Linked DNA regions of Homo sapiens: region 2 is linked to region 1. Evidence: read pairs that join two places in POLR2A ChIA-PET (ENCODE). Cell type or tissue: A673. All regions are shown on one strand. Links, peaks and the distances in the headings refer to the core of each region. The heading gives the core; the rest is flanking DNA. Region 1 has its middle 49 kb from the start of PLCG2. Region 2 overlaps CMIP (c-Maf inducing protein).

What was found. Peaks named below come from ENCODE experiments on the same cell type or tissue, not always from the same donor. Only the 100,000 strongest peaks of a DNase experiment are listed, where the experiment ranks them.
Region 2: POLR2A ChIA-PET joins it to region 1 with 7 read pairs; 3 of 35 experiments call an interaction of 5 or more read pairs at or near these places.

What each region holds. Positions count from the first base shown.
Region 1 is chr16:81,726,838-81,733,697 of GRCh38, reverse strand. No RefSeq gene overlaps it. Among named protein-coding and RNA genes, the nearest start is that of PLCG2, 49 kb to the left of the region's middle. In A673, for the core only: CTCF peaks have their summits at 3,259 (motif pointing right) and 4,167; DNase peaks (open chromatin) are centred at 2,727, 3,137 and 3,397; H3K4me3 peaks cover 622 bases; H3K27ac peaks cover 2,021 bases.
Region 2 is chr16:81,461,443-81,468,302 of GRCh38, reverse strand. All of the region lies in intron 1 of CMIP (c-Maf inducing protein), which reads right to left. Among named protein-coding and RNA genes, the nearest start is that of CMIP, 20 kb to the right of the region's middle. RefSeq lists an enhancer at 3,992-4,531. In A673, for the core only: no CTCF peak of the experiment used is centred there; no DNase peak of the experiment used is centred there.

The DNA of each region.
Region 1 (6,860 bases), core at 1,739-5,738:
TGAATGGAGGGTGAATGGATGAATGGATGGATGGTGAATGTATGTATGGATAGATGAATGAATGAGTGAATGGATAGATGGATGGGTGGCTGGATAGATGAATAGATGGATAGGTGGGTGGATGGATAGATGGATGGGTGGGTGGATGATGGTGAATGGATGGATAGATGGATGGGTAGATAGATAAATGAATGGGTGGGTGGATGGACGGATGGATGGATGGATGGATGGATGGATGGGTGAGTGGGTGGATGGGTAGGTGGAAGGGTGGATGGAGAGAGGATGGACAGATGGATGAATAAGTAGATGGCTGGATGGATGGAGAATAGATGGATAGAGGGTGGGTGGATGGATCATTGGGTAGATGGATGGTCAAAATAAGAGGAGACTGAGTGAGCCTTCTCTAGCAGTCTAGAAATCACCATCTAGGCATGAGTTCCCCATGTTCTAAAGGTAGAAAACTAAAAGACGACTTCAGGGCTTATTAAAAAGTGGTGCAAAATGTTCCACTCTCTCCATATGTCATCCCACCTCCAACAGAAGACTTGAGGTCCATGAGCAGGGAGAGAAAAAGAGGGAAATCTCCTTCCCAGGTTCCGGGTTCACTCCTGTCCTCCAGCCACCCCCAGCCCAAGGCAGGTGATGCTTGATCTTCATGCTGCCTGCCTGGACTAGAGAAAGGCAGCTAGCAAGAGGTGCCTGGGTGGGGAGAGGTGACCACAGCAATGTCCTCCAGTCTACAGGTCAGGGCAGTGTGACTTTCTGGGAGTCAAGTGGACACCAGGAGGCAGTAAGCCTGAGATAGCTTCCTGTTATGCCACCCAGAAAGGAAGAAGAGACCCAGCAGGGGGCAGCGGGAGGTGGCCCACAGGGGGAAGGGGCTGGGGGGAATATGGCCTGGGGACCATCACCTCCACCCCTGCCTCATGGGGTCTCTCCCAAAGCTCACACCTGGACCACCATTTGAACATCCCTGTTGTCAGCCAGAGAAGCAGCAATGGCCTACGGAGGACAAGGGCAACCCCAGCAAAATGAGGCAGGTGCTCAGAAAAGGGAGGGGCTGAAGGAAACGTGAACTGAGTTTTGAGGCCAAAGTCTTAACTAGCTTAGACTGACTTTGTGCTACTAAAGGTATTTTAAGAAACTGGAAAAGCCCAGGCATGGCGGCTCACACCTGTAATCCCAGTGCTTTAAGAAGCCAAGGCAGGAGGATCACTGAAGGCCAGGAGTTTGAAACCAGCCTGGGCAACGTGGTGAGACCCCGTCTCTATAAAAAATTTAAAAATAGGCATGGTAGCACTGGCCTGTAGTCCCAGCTACTCAGGAGGCTGATGTGGGAGGATCACTTGAGCCCAGGAGGTGGAGGGTGCGGTGAGCTATGATGGTGCCAGTGCACCTCAGCCTGGGTGACAGAGTGAGACCCTGTCTCCAAAAACAAAAAATACATCTATTAAAAAAACAAACTGGAAAGATTTGACAGAGCAGTCCATAGCGCCAAGAAGAACACCATTTCACACATGTGCTCCAGGGAACACATGTGTGAACACATATGTGCTCAACAATAAATAAACCAGCGGCTTCCAAAATGTCCCTTGTAGGTCCTGGGGCCACAGGGAGGATTCCGTGACCTCATAAAGCATTCAGGACACTGCTTGGCACAAGGAGGGGCTCGGTCAATGTTCCTTAGTGAATAGGCATTGGAAACAGAACGGGGGGAGTGGAAGGAGGTCAGTAAGAGGCTTCTGGTTCCCTCTTCATGTGCTCCTGTGCAGGCCGGGTCTCACTAACGCAGGCTTCATCACAACGGCTTCGGCACTGACCGAGTAGTTCAGTGAAACATTAATAGCTGAGAGAGCCAGTGCCCTTCTACAAAGGCTGGAATGTCACAAAAGCCCACCAAGAGTTTTGCCTGGGCCTTTCCTGGGCCTTGAAGCATGACAGGATAACGAAGGAATTCTTAACAGGACCTGTTTAGGATTAAACAAGTTTTACTGGGGGTCTGAAATAACTCCCCAGGCCTCCACAGGCAAGTTTATTGGGGGTCTGAAGGAACTCCCCAAACCCCCATGATTTAGCAGGAGACAAGATAAGGGTAATCACCGCAGCACCTGGACCCATTTAGATTAAATAAATTTACTGAGGCTCCAGAGGAAGAGCTTCAGGACTCAGACCTTAGTTATAGAAGTTAATCACGGCTAGGCATGGTGGCTCAAGCCTGTAATCCCAGCACTTTGGGAGGCCCAGGTGGTTGGATCACAAGATCAGAAGGTCGAGACCAGCCTGACCAACATGGTGAAACCCTGTCTCTACTAAAAATAGAAAAATTAGCCTGGGCGGGGTGGTGCATGCCTGTAATCCCAGCTACTCAGGAGGCTGAGGCAGGAGAATTGCTTGAACACAGGAGGCACAGGTTGCAGTGAACTGCAGTGCACTGCACTCCAGCCTGGGTGACAGAGTGAAACTCCGTCTCCAAAAAAAAAAAAGAAAGAAAGAAAGAAGTTAATCACTTATGTCTTTAGATGAATACACACTCAGACGTAGACATATAGCTTAGAAGGTACATAATCTCTGGAAAACTTTGTAATTTTGAGTTGGTCTGGGGATAATTTCCAGGCCTTCTCCCTGCACCCGGTTACAGAAATCAACTCCTTCCTTTCCCCGTTCATCTGCATCTCGTTATTGGGCCGCGAGAATAAGCAGCCCCACCCTCAGTTTGGTCCGGAAACACTCCTGTTAAGGGGACGACGACAGGAGCATGCCAGAACACTCTTATGCCAAGACAACTTCCAGATTGGGGACTGAGTCCGCCCCTGAGAGGGCAGTCCCTGGACCCCAAGGTGGGGAAGCCTGGGCCCCCATCTCAGGGGGTTCCCCATCCGCTACCCCAGGAGCCAGCGCAAGGCCGAAGCCACGTCTGGGCGGCAAGGGTCGGGGCGGGCTGGGTGCAGCAGGGAGCCCCGCCCATTCTGGGCATCCTGCCTCTGGCAGGGTTGTGCTCTTAGGTGGAGCCACCGCCTGCAGGACCCAGGTCTGTGCCCTCTGCTTCCCTCAGCCTCACAGAGCCTCCCAGCCCGGGCTCCCGCAGCTGCAACGCTGGGCAGGGAAGCCGGGTCTCCATGACAACGTTGACGTCACCGGCCCGGGGCTGGGAATTGCCTCCCGCCCCCAGCAGCGGCCAGGCCCAGCCCCAGCCCGGATCTGCAGCAGCTGGGACCCCAGGAGCGTTGGCGCCTCCGACCCTGTCCTCTGACCTTCCCGTCCTGGCCACCAGGGGCAGACAGGCGTGAACGGGCCAGCCAGGCTCTCACCTGCCTGCCACCTTCCCGAGATCCCGCTTCTTCCCGCCCTTCCCTTTTGTCCTCAAATTGCTCTCAGCTGGTTGCAAGCTCAACAGACCTCGCTTCCTGTTTCATTAACTGGAAACCCCCTCCCGGGAGAATGTGCATTTTAATAGAATGTGGGGAGCGATGAGCTCGCTGCTCTCTCGATGGCTTCACCTCTGCCTCCCTTTACTCCACAATACAGAACAACTCCCAGGCCGGGCGCAGTGGCTCACGCCTGCAATCCCAGCACTTTGGGAGGCCAAGGCGGGCGCATCATCTATGGTCGGGAGTTCGAGACCAGCCTGACCAACAAGGTGAAACCCCCGTCTCTACTAAAAGTACAAAAATTAGCTGGGCATGGTGGCGCATGCCTGTAATCCCAGCTACACGGGAGGCTGAGGCAGAAGAATCACTAGAACCCGGGAGGCGGAGGTTGCGGTGAGCCGAGATCACGCCATTGCACTCCAGCTTGGGCAACAAGAGCAAAACTCCATCTCAAAAAAAAAAAAAAAAAAAAACAAAAAACCTCCCAGATTATCATATAGCCCCTCCCACATCCCGGGCGTCTACCCTGTAACAGCTTCCCACTGCCCTAGTGCTGAGACTTCAGAGGCCTCGGCTCTCTACAGCGGCCCAGACCCCCGTACCTCCTCCTGTTCCTCCTCCTCCTCCTCCCCACTTCCAGCATCTGTTCCGCCGACGAATTGCCAGGCTCTGCCTCGGGGCCTCCGCACATGCTCTTCCCTCTGCCTGCAAGGCAGTTTCCTCCTCCGCCTCCCCTCGGGCTGGAGACTCCAGCTGCTCTCCAGGCCTAGGCTCGCAGGTGAGCTCAGTGCTGCCCCCTCTTGAAGGCGCTCACAGCAGCCTGCACTTCCTTTCGGCCCTCCTTGCTGTCCCCAGGGTGAGGACAGTTAACAATAACGTGGTGTGTGTTTCCAAACAGCGACAAGAGACGTCTGAATGTTCTCACCACAAAGAAATGATCAAGGTTTGGGGTGATGGATTTGCTGGTTACCCTGATTTGATCATTACACAATGTATACATGTATGGAAACCATAAATATGTACCATTGCCAAGTATTGTGAACCCCAAAGTATCTGAGACAGGGCTCAATCAATTTAGAGAGTTTATTTTGCCAAGTTTAAGGACGTGCCGGTGACACAGCCTCAGGAGATCCTGAATGTGTCGAAGGAGGTCAAGGTACAGCTTGTTTTTATACATTTTAGGGAGGCGTAATACGTCAATATGTGTAAGACTGACATTGGTTCCATCTGGAAGCGTGGGACAACTCAAAGTGTGCAGGGCCTTCCAGGTTGTAGATGGATGTAAATTTTTCTGATTGCCAATTGGTTGAAAAGTTATTATCGGTAGTAAGAAATGTCTGAGTCGTGGCCGGGTGCCGTGGCTCACGCCTGTAATCTCAGCAGTTTGGGAGGCTGAGGTGAGTGGATCACTTGGGGTCAGGAGTTCGAGACCAGCCTGCACAACATGGTAAAACCCCATCTCTACTAAAAATACAAAAATTAGCCAGGTGTGGGGTCACATGCCTGTAACTGCAGCTACTTGGCAGGTTGAGGTGGGTTGAACCTGGGAGGTGGAGGTTACAGTAAGACAAGATCATGCCACTGCAGTCCAGCCTGGGCAACACAGTGAGACCCTGTGAAGAAAGAAAGAGAAAGAAAGGAAGGAAGGAAGGAAAGAAGGAAAGAGAGGGAGGGAAGAAAGGAAGGAAGGAAAGAAAGGAAGAAAAGAAGGAAGGAAGGGAAGGAAGGAAAGAAAGGCAGGGAGGAAGGAAGGAAGGAGAGAGAGAGGAAGGAAGGAAGGAAGGGAGGGAGGGAGGAGGGAGGAAGGGCATGCTGGCTCACGGAAAGGAAGGAAGGAAGAAAGAAAGAAAGACAGCCGGGCGTGGTGGCTCACGCTTGTAATCCCAGCACTTTGGGAGGCCGAGGCAGGCTGATCATGAGGTCAGGAGATCAAGACCATCTTGGCTAACACAGTGAAACCCCGTCTCTACTAAAAATACAAAAAAATTAGCCAGGCATGGTGGCAGGCACCTGTAGTCCCAGCTACTCGGCAGGCTGAGGCAGGAGAATGGCGTGAACCCAGGAGGCGGAGCTTGCAGTGAGCCGAGATGGCGCCACTGCACTCCAGCCTGGGCGACAGAGAGAGACTCTGTCTCAAAAAAAAAAAAAAAGGAAGGAAGGAGAAAGACAGAAAGACAGAAAGAAAGGGAGGGAGGGAGGGATGGAGGAAGGAAGGAAAGAAGGAAGGAAAGAAAGAAAGAAAGAAAGAAAGAAAAGAAAAGAAAAGAAAAGAAAAGAAAAGGTCTGAGTTGCCATATGGGTTGTAGAGACCAAGGTGTTATCATGCAGATGGTGCCTTCACGTAACAGGCTTCAGAGAGAATAGATTGTAAATGTTTCTTATCAGACTTAAGGTCTGTGTTAAAGCTGGAGGGTATAATAAGAAATGTCCAACCCCCTCTTCCATGACGGCCTGAACTAGATTTTCAGGTTCATTCTAGAATGTCCTTGGCCTAGAGGAGGGGTCCATTCAGAAGGTTGCAGGGCCTTACAATTTTATTTTTGGTTTACAGTGTCCATTAAAAACAAAATAGAATGCAAAACAAAAAGGAAAATGATTTGTATGATCATTTGTTTAGCAGCTGCCTCCATCCCCACACTGTATGTGGCCTGAGGGTGAGGATGGCATTAGTTCCATTCACTCCTGAGTCCCCAGTGTGCCCAACACACAGTAAGTGCTCAACACATATTTTTAGATGGCCTTATTGAGGTTTAATTGACACACCGTTCAATTCACCCTTAGAAAGTGTGCACTGCAATGGTATTTAGTGTATTCAGAACTGTGCAGACATCATCATGGTCGATTTTAGAACCTTTTCATTACCCAAAAATGATACCCTGTACCTGTGGGCAGTCACCCTCCTATCCCCCATCCCCCTCAGCCCTAAGCAAGCACTAACCTACTTTCTGTTTCTATAGACACTCTGGATGTTCGTATAAATGGAATCACACATTATGTGGACTTTTGTGACTGGCCTCTTCCACTTAGCACAACTTTTTAAAGGTTCTACTTGATACATTGTGCTCAGTGAATAAATGAATGGGTGACTGGATGAATGAAAGGCTGTGAGAAGCAAAGGCAGGGCCCTCTCCTGATGGGATGATGGGCAGTGGAAACGGGGGCTCTGGATGCACTTTGGGATCCACGTCTAATAAGGATGCAGCTCTGACTGAGTCTACAACTGCCTGCCCCAGGCACATCTCTGATGGTCTGCAGCCCAAGATCAAAATTCCAGTCTCGTTGCCCAACCCCTGAGTTTAGATGTAGGTCAGATGCCCGATCCACCGCCCCTCATTCCATGAGAAGAGCTGCTTTCTGTTCTTCACACTGGCATTTTTCATTCATTCATTCATTTATTCCACGGGTGCACGGTTATGATCTACAAGTCCTTTGTAAATGAATATACTCTTATTTTAAAAAATCAATTGCAAGAGACAGATGCTGGCTCTCAAT
Region 2 (6,860 bases), core at 1,276-5,275, 260 kb after region 1:
TCTGAGTGGGCAGTGGGAGAGTGAGCACACTTTACAGTTTATCTTGAAGACAGGCTTGGGAGCCTGAGATGAACATAGAGAACCATGGCCTTCTGCCTCCCCAGCCCTCTGGCCCCTGCCCAGGAAAGCCCGCTCATTATCTTGGGCTCCAAAAAGCTACCCAAAAGGTTGCCCCTGATCGTGCATTTCAAAGACTTGTTCACCTGGACTAGAGGACCACAGGAGCCCCACATTAGAAACAAAGGAGCAAGGGCCGGGCATGGTGGTGCACTCCTGTGATCCCAGCTACTGGGGAGGCTGGGATGGGAGGATCGCTTGAGTCTGGGAGGTTGAGAATGCAGTAAGCCGTGATTTCATCACCGTACTCCAGCCTGGGAAATACAGCAATACTCTGCCTCAAAAAAAAAAAAAAAAAAAAAGAAGGCCAGGCACGGTGGCTCACACCTATAATCCCAGGACTTTGGGAGGCCGAGGCAGGTGAATTGCTTGAGTCCAGGAGTTCAAAACCAGCCTGGGCAAGATGGCGAAACCCCATTGCTAATAAAAATTTAAAAAGTAGCCAGGCATGGTGGCACATGCCTGTAATCCCAGCTACTCGAGAGGTAGAGGCAAGAGAATCGCTTGAACCTGGAAGGCGGAGGTTGTAGTGAGCCAAGATCATGCCACTGCACTCCAGCCTGGGTGACAGAACGAGACTCCATCTCAAAAAAAAAAAAATAAAGAAGAAAAAGAAAAAAATAAAGGAGCAAAAGAGAAGAGGCCAGGAAAAGTAAAAACACTAAATTCCTCTTTTTTCCAGACCAAACCTGGGGTATAAATGCCATTTTTGAGGGTGGCGCATTCAAATCCTCTCATCTTCTCACAGGAGGCCTTTACGGGGTAAAGAGAAACTGAGGGGAGCCTCACAGAGGGGGAGAGGCACCGCTGCTGGGGGCACTGCTATAGAGGCTGCTCTATGTTAAGCCCCTGCCTCACTAGGCAGGCTTTGTCCCACCTTCCCAACGGGGCAGAAGGTTGTCAAGCGCCTCATCTGGGATGGGAACACCAGGCTGGGGCACTCAGACTGGTTGCGGGATGTGCCCAGGTCCCAGAGTGAGTGTTAGGGACCGGTGACAAACATGGGTCCACGTCCAGCCCAAGGGCGTGGGCCCACATCACACAACCTCGCCTAAGCCCCTTGCCTGGTGGGATGGAAACTCGCTCAACTAAAAAAAACTTCTAGAGCCCAAGAAGATCCTTGTTCCTGCCCAGCGAGGATGGACAGCTTCAAAGGGCAGTTTGGGGGTTTCTGTTTATTTTCCTGTATGTTCTGGTCACCTCAATCATCTAACCAGAAGAACTGGCCCAAAATTAGGCACAAGAAAAAAGGAAAAAGTCTAGCCCTGCCACATAACTCCTGGAACTGGTTGCAGAAACTGAACTTTGGCTTTCTAAACTTGGTGAAGGAACAACAGCCTCTTTCAAGCAAGGCCCTTTTGTTCCTAGTTCCCAGGGAGGAGGCAGAATCTTTGGCTGAACAAATTCGGTTCAGCCCAAGTCTCCCAGGGAAACGGCGCTGTGCTAAGCCCCCCATGGTCAATGCATTAACTTGCTCCTATCCCAGGCAGATCACCAATCAATTGGATGGCATTGGTTTTGTAATTTCAAAAGCATGTAGCCATCAGATTCATTATGCAATCATGGCCCGTTCGTAAGTAATACCAATAAGAAGTGCTTCCTGAGCAATGTCTCAGTTATGCCTCATGATAACCCTGTGATGTAGACACACCCCCATCTTTCGTTACACAGACAAGGAAACTGAGGCTCGCCAAGCTCAAAACCATTGCCAAGATCATCACTAGTAAGTGGCAGAGCTAAGATTCAAACACAGCAACTGCACATCCCTGGCCTCCAATCAACCAAGAAACAGCCAAATGAAGTAATTTTTTTAAAAAGGGAAAGAGGCCAGGCCTAGTGGCTCATGCCTGTAATCCCAACACTTTGGGAGGCCAAGGCAGGAGGATCACTTGATCGCAGGAGTTCAAGACCAGCCTGGACAAGATGGCAAAACCCCATCTCTACAAAAAATTTAAAAATTAGCTGGATGTGGTGGCACACACCCGCAGGCCCAGCTACTCGAGAGGCTGAGGTGGGAGGATCACTTGAGCCCAGGAAGCTGAGGCTGCAGCAAGCTGTGATTGTGCCACTGAACTCTAGCCTAGGTGACAGGGCGAGACCCTACCTCAAAAAAATAAGACAAAATAAAAAGTAAAAAAAAAACAAATGAAAACAAGAGAGAAGAAAAGAAAAAGGAAAGGACAAGGATGTATTTTTCATCATCGACTTCTTGCCACCTGAAATTACCAGCTTCTTCTCTGCAAGGGTTGTCTCCCCGACTGGAACGAAGGTGTTCTAGTGGGGCTGTGTTTGGTTCACCCCACAGCCCAGCCCTCAGCCGGGCACCTGACACCCAGAAGACCCTGAGCGAAGGTCTGGAGCGAGGGAACTCACAGGGCCCTGCTGTCTGAGCCAGGGCCACAGGCACAACCCCTGCCTTTCCCACAGGTGACAGCAAGGACAGCTCACCGTGCTGGGTCACTCTGCCCAGTCACCACCACAGGCGAAATGGTCGAGCCAGAGAGGCCCTCTCACGGTTCAGCTGAGCCAGGCCCAAGGTCAGCTCGCTGGGGAATTTCTCTCATTCGTTCATTCAATCGATCATTTCTTATTAGCTCATTCAACAAATACTTATTGAGCACTAACCACAACCAGGCATTGTGCGAGGCAGCCTTCTTGGGACAGTGAGTGTTAGGGACTGGTAACAAACGTACGGGGTCCAGTCTGGGGACAGAGAACAGGAAAAGGAAGCAAGCACAGCAGGACACAGCGTCAGACACGGGGTGCATCCTGCCCCTATCAAGGACGCAACCTGGTGGTAGTGAAAGTCCAGCTGGCATCCCCTCCCTCCACAGCAGGGCCTCAGGCCTGGTTTATATATGTTTCTAAATGAAGATCCAGCCCACAACACCAAAGACTGTCCAGGTACAGCATCATCAAGTATGGATGGAAAAAACGGCACATGCAAATGAACACCCTACAAAAATGTTAATTATCATCTCTGGCTGTCGGCATTCTAGGTGGATTTGGTTTTCTTCTGTTTATTTGCGTTATCTAACTGTGCTACAACAAACCCGAGTTCTTTATGTAATGGGTAAGGGGGGTGAACATCTTTAAAAAATAAATGTCCGCTCGTAGATGTATATCCAAAAGAACCAAAAGCAGGGGCGATAATAAATACTTGCACCAATGTTCACAGGAGCGTTACCCACAACAGCCAACAAGGGAACAACTCAAGTGTCTGTCGACCGAAGAATGGATAAATCAAATGTGGTCTATCCAGTCAATGGAACATTATTTGGCCTTAAAAAGGAAGGAAATTCTGGCATGTGCTAAACATGGGGGGAACGTAAAAACCTCACACTAAGTGACATAAGCCAGACACAGAAGGACAAATACCGTATGATTCCACTTAGCTCAGGTACTTCAATAGGCAAACTCATAGAGACAGCAAGTAGAACAGCAGTGACCAGGGGCTGGGACGAGGAGAGAATGGGTACAGAGTTTGTGCTGGGGATGATGAAAAAGTTCTGGGTGTAGACAGTGGTGACTGTGAATGTATTTAATGCCACTGAATTGTACACTTACAAATGGATAAAATGATAAGTATTGTGTTATGCATATTTTACCACAATAAAAAAATTTTTTTAAAACCTCAGAACTTCAGCTGCCAAAACGAATGAATGAATGAATGAATGAATGAATGAATGAGACCTTCACTCTTCCCTGATCAAGATTTTCCTGGTTGCATCATCAAATAGACAAAGTGAGAAAACAGCATGCTGTACCGGGGTAGGGACAGCGACTGGGGCAGTCTCTCTACCTGGGCCTCAGTTTCGCCAACTGTGAAATCAAGGCATCTGCCCCATCGGACCAGATGTGGAGCCTGTGACCAGATGTCATCTTTCCTCTCTTCAGTCTCACAGCTAATTCTAGGAAGGTGCTGGCACTAGGAAGAGCTCTGGCTTAGCCAGCCACCTCTCACTGTGCCCACGCCACTTCCCCTGGGAGACTCCTTTTCTCACCTGTGAAATGCGGAGACTAATGACAAAGCTACTGTCTCTACCCCTGCTTCCCTTACACACTGGCTGCGGCTCCCTCAGAAGATCACAAAGGTGAGGTGGATGGAGCCCTAGCTTCTTCCCTGAGCTGGCTGCCTGGAAAAAGCCACCCCGGCCAGGTAACTCAAGGGACTAGGAAAATCCTGGCTGCACTCAAGCTTGGCAAGGAGGCTGAGGGGCAGGAGAAATGAAGGAGAACTCTCCAAGGCCTGCCTTGTTGTCCAACCAACACCTACTTCATTTTTCCTTAGGTGGAACCATACAAGAGTGGGCACATAAAGGACACCTGGGAAGTCCCCTGAGGTCTCAGGAAAAGCAGTGGAGCCTAGGAAAAGACACACGAGCTCGAGTCGGCCTGACCTGGGTTTGCATCGCAGCTCCACAACCCACAGCCATGTGACCCTGGAGGCCAAGGGCCTGGGGTACCTGTCCCCTCTCTTGTAACACGGGGACACTGCCCACCCAGGGGGCTGAATAAGTGCCTGGCACATCATAGGTGCCTGAGAAATGGCAGGTTCCATTATTTCACCCGGTCCAGCCCTGGCAATCGGTACCCAGCTGGGCAGAGAGCCGGCTTGAATCGTCCTACAAAATCCTCAGGGAGGAGAGAGGACTCCATGCGCACAGCACGCTCATAAAAACAAATCTGAGAATAAAAACCACAACCGCCGTCCCGCCAAACGTAGTGGGAGTAATGAAGCAAACAAAAGGGAAAGTTCAACTCCTTTTTTTGGCTTTAGAACATGCAAATGCAAAATTCAGTGGCAAAGGAATTATCCCAGAAAAATTCCATGTCTAAATCTGAAATGGCCCCAAGGAACTCTGTCCCTCTCTAGTCATTTAAGTGACGTTTTGCTCTAGGGTGTGGCTAAAGATCGGGGCCAGCCAACCTGGGGAGAAACAAAGACAATGAGGAAACTTGTTTATTGGGGTCCTTAAAATGTTAACAACCAAGGAAAACCCTCAGCTTCTCTTAGTGGTGCTTGCTTACCATTGCTGAAGGTGAAGTCCTTGGTATCCAGAAGGAAGGAGCCCATTAGACCTGCACTCATCGTCCACTGCTCCATTCACATCAGCTGAATTTGCCAGGTAGCCTCCATGATAGAGACTCAGTAAAGGATCCATACTTCCCAAATTCCAGGCGTTCAAATGCCAAGACTGCCTTTGCCTCTGTGGATACTCCCTGGGCATATTTTCTCATGCTTAGTATTCTTTAATCGTTGGTCATCAAGGGTTTGTGGTCACTCTGTCCCTCTGCTTTACAGGTCAGGGAGGTGAGGCAGCCCAAGGTCACACTGAGAGCCAGGGCAAAGCTGAGCAGTGAGCCACCATCTGCCTGATTCCAGCAGAACAGCCCTCGGACTCAATCACAACGCAGCTCCAGTGATGCACTACACCTTATCAGAGAGTGAAGAACTGCTCTAAATCTTAAAACAAACATTTTAGGGGCAAGAAGTGCCAACCTTGAAACTCCAGACTGGGATAAAAGAAAAAATATTTCACCATAACCAAGAAGACTAAACACAGCTCAAGCAAGTACAGAAAACGCTGCAGGGACCAGCCCCACACTTACCTGGCCAAAGGAGCAAAACTCTGAATAAAAACCTTGATCTTTCTACTTAATGAAACATTTTTTTTTTTATCACTTACATGTTTATTTCTGTGCAAAGCTCCATTTCCTGCTGGGGAAGCGTCACTGACCCCCTAGCCTGGTTTATTGCCCTAGAGAGGGAGGTGTCCATGAATCCCTAAGAATGCCTATATTATGGATGCTAAAAAACACATAGTTGCTAAGTTTTATAAGCCCTGCTCTGTCTTACCATTTTGCCAGCCCAAGGATCCATAGCTTTCAGCACATTTTCAAAGGGAGTATGTCATTCCCAAATCTAGACCCAGTACCCCAGAACATCCATTCAGCAGGGAATAGTCTGTCATTTTGATTTTTGGTGACTGTGACAAAGGACTCACTGACCATCCACCCAGACACAAGAATGGAAATGAGACCAGGAATGAAAGAAAAAATAAATCACTTCCCAAAGCAAGTCATGGGATGCAGAAATGGACCAAAATTTAAGTGGATATGACAGAAGAGAAGTAAAAGATAATGATGACAACACAGTTCCATGGGTTTCCGAGAAGGAAAGAGGAAGAAAACTAGCCTCATCTTTATGAGGGCAGCCAGCTCCATGAGAACTGCCTATGCAGCTCACCGCAACACGCAATGCCTAGAACGGTGCCCAGCACATACTGCTGAATGTTGGATAAATATACCATGTCATTTACTCTCACAATCCTGGGATGTAGGGATGGGAATTTCAGTTTCCAAGATGAGGGTCAGAGAACTCATGTGATCTACCCAGAGTTACAAGCAACAAGAGGCATTGCTGGGATGTGAACCCAGATCCAGGCACTGCTTTGCAAACCCAGGTGCTTTCCTCTATACCACACTTTGTTTAACCCAAAATCATCTCTTAAGAGCGAACACCCTGGTGTGGAGAAGGCTTCAAAAAAATCCCACTGGCTCCCTTGAGGGTCATTTAACGACTCTGGGCCTTAAGTTCCTAATCTATGCAGTGAAAGAAGCTGGGCTACATCAAGAATGGCAAATAGGGTCCCCGTTGCATGCCAACAACAATTGATTATTAGTGGCTGTCTCTGAGCTCACTGGGAAGACTAATTACGCTAGGGTTGATTAGCAATGTC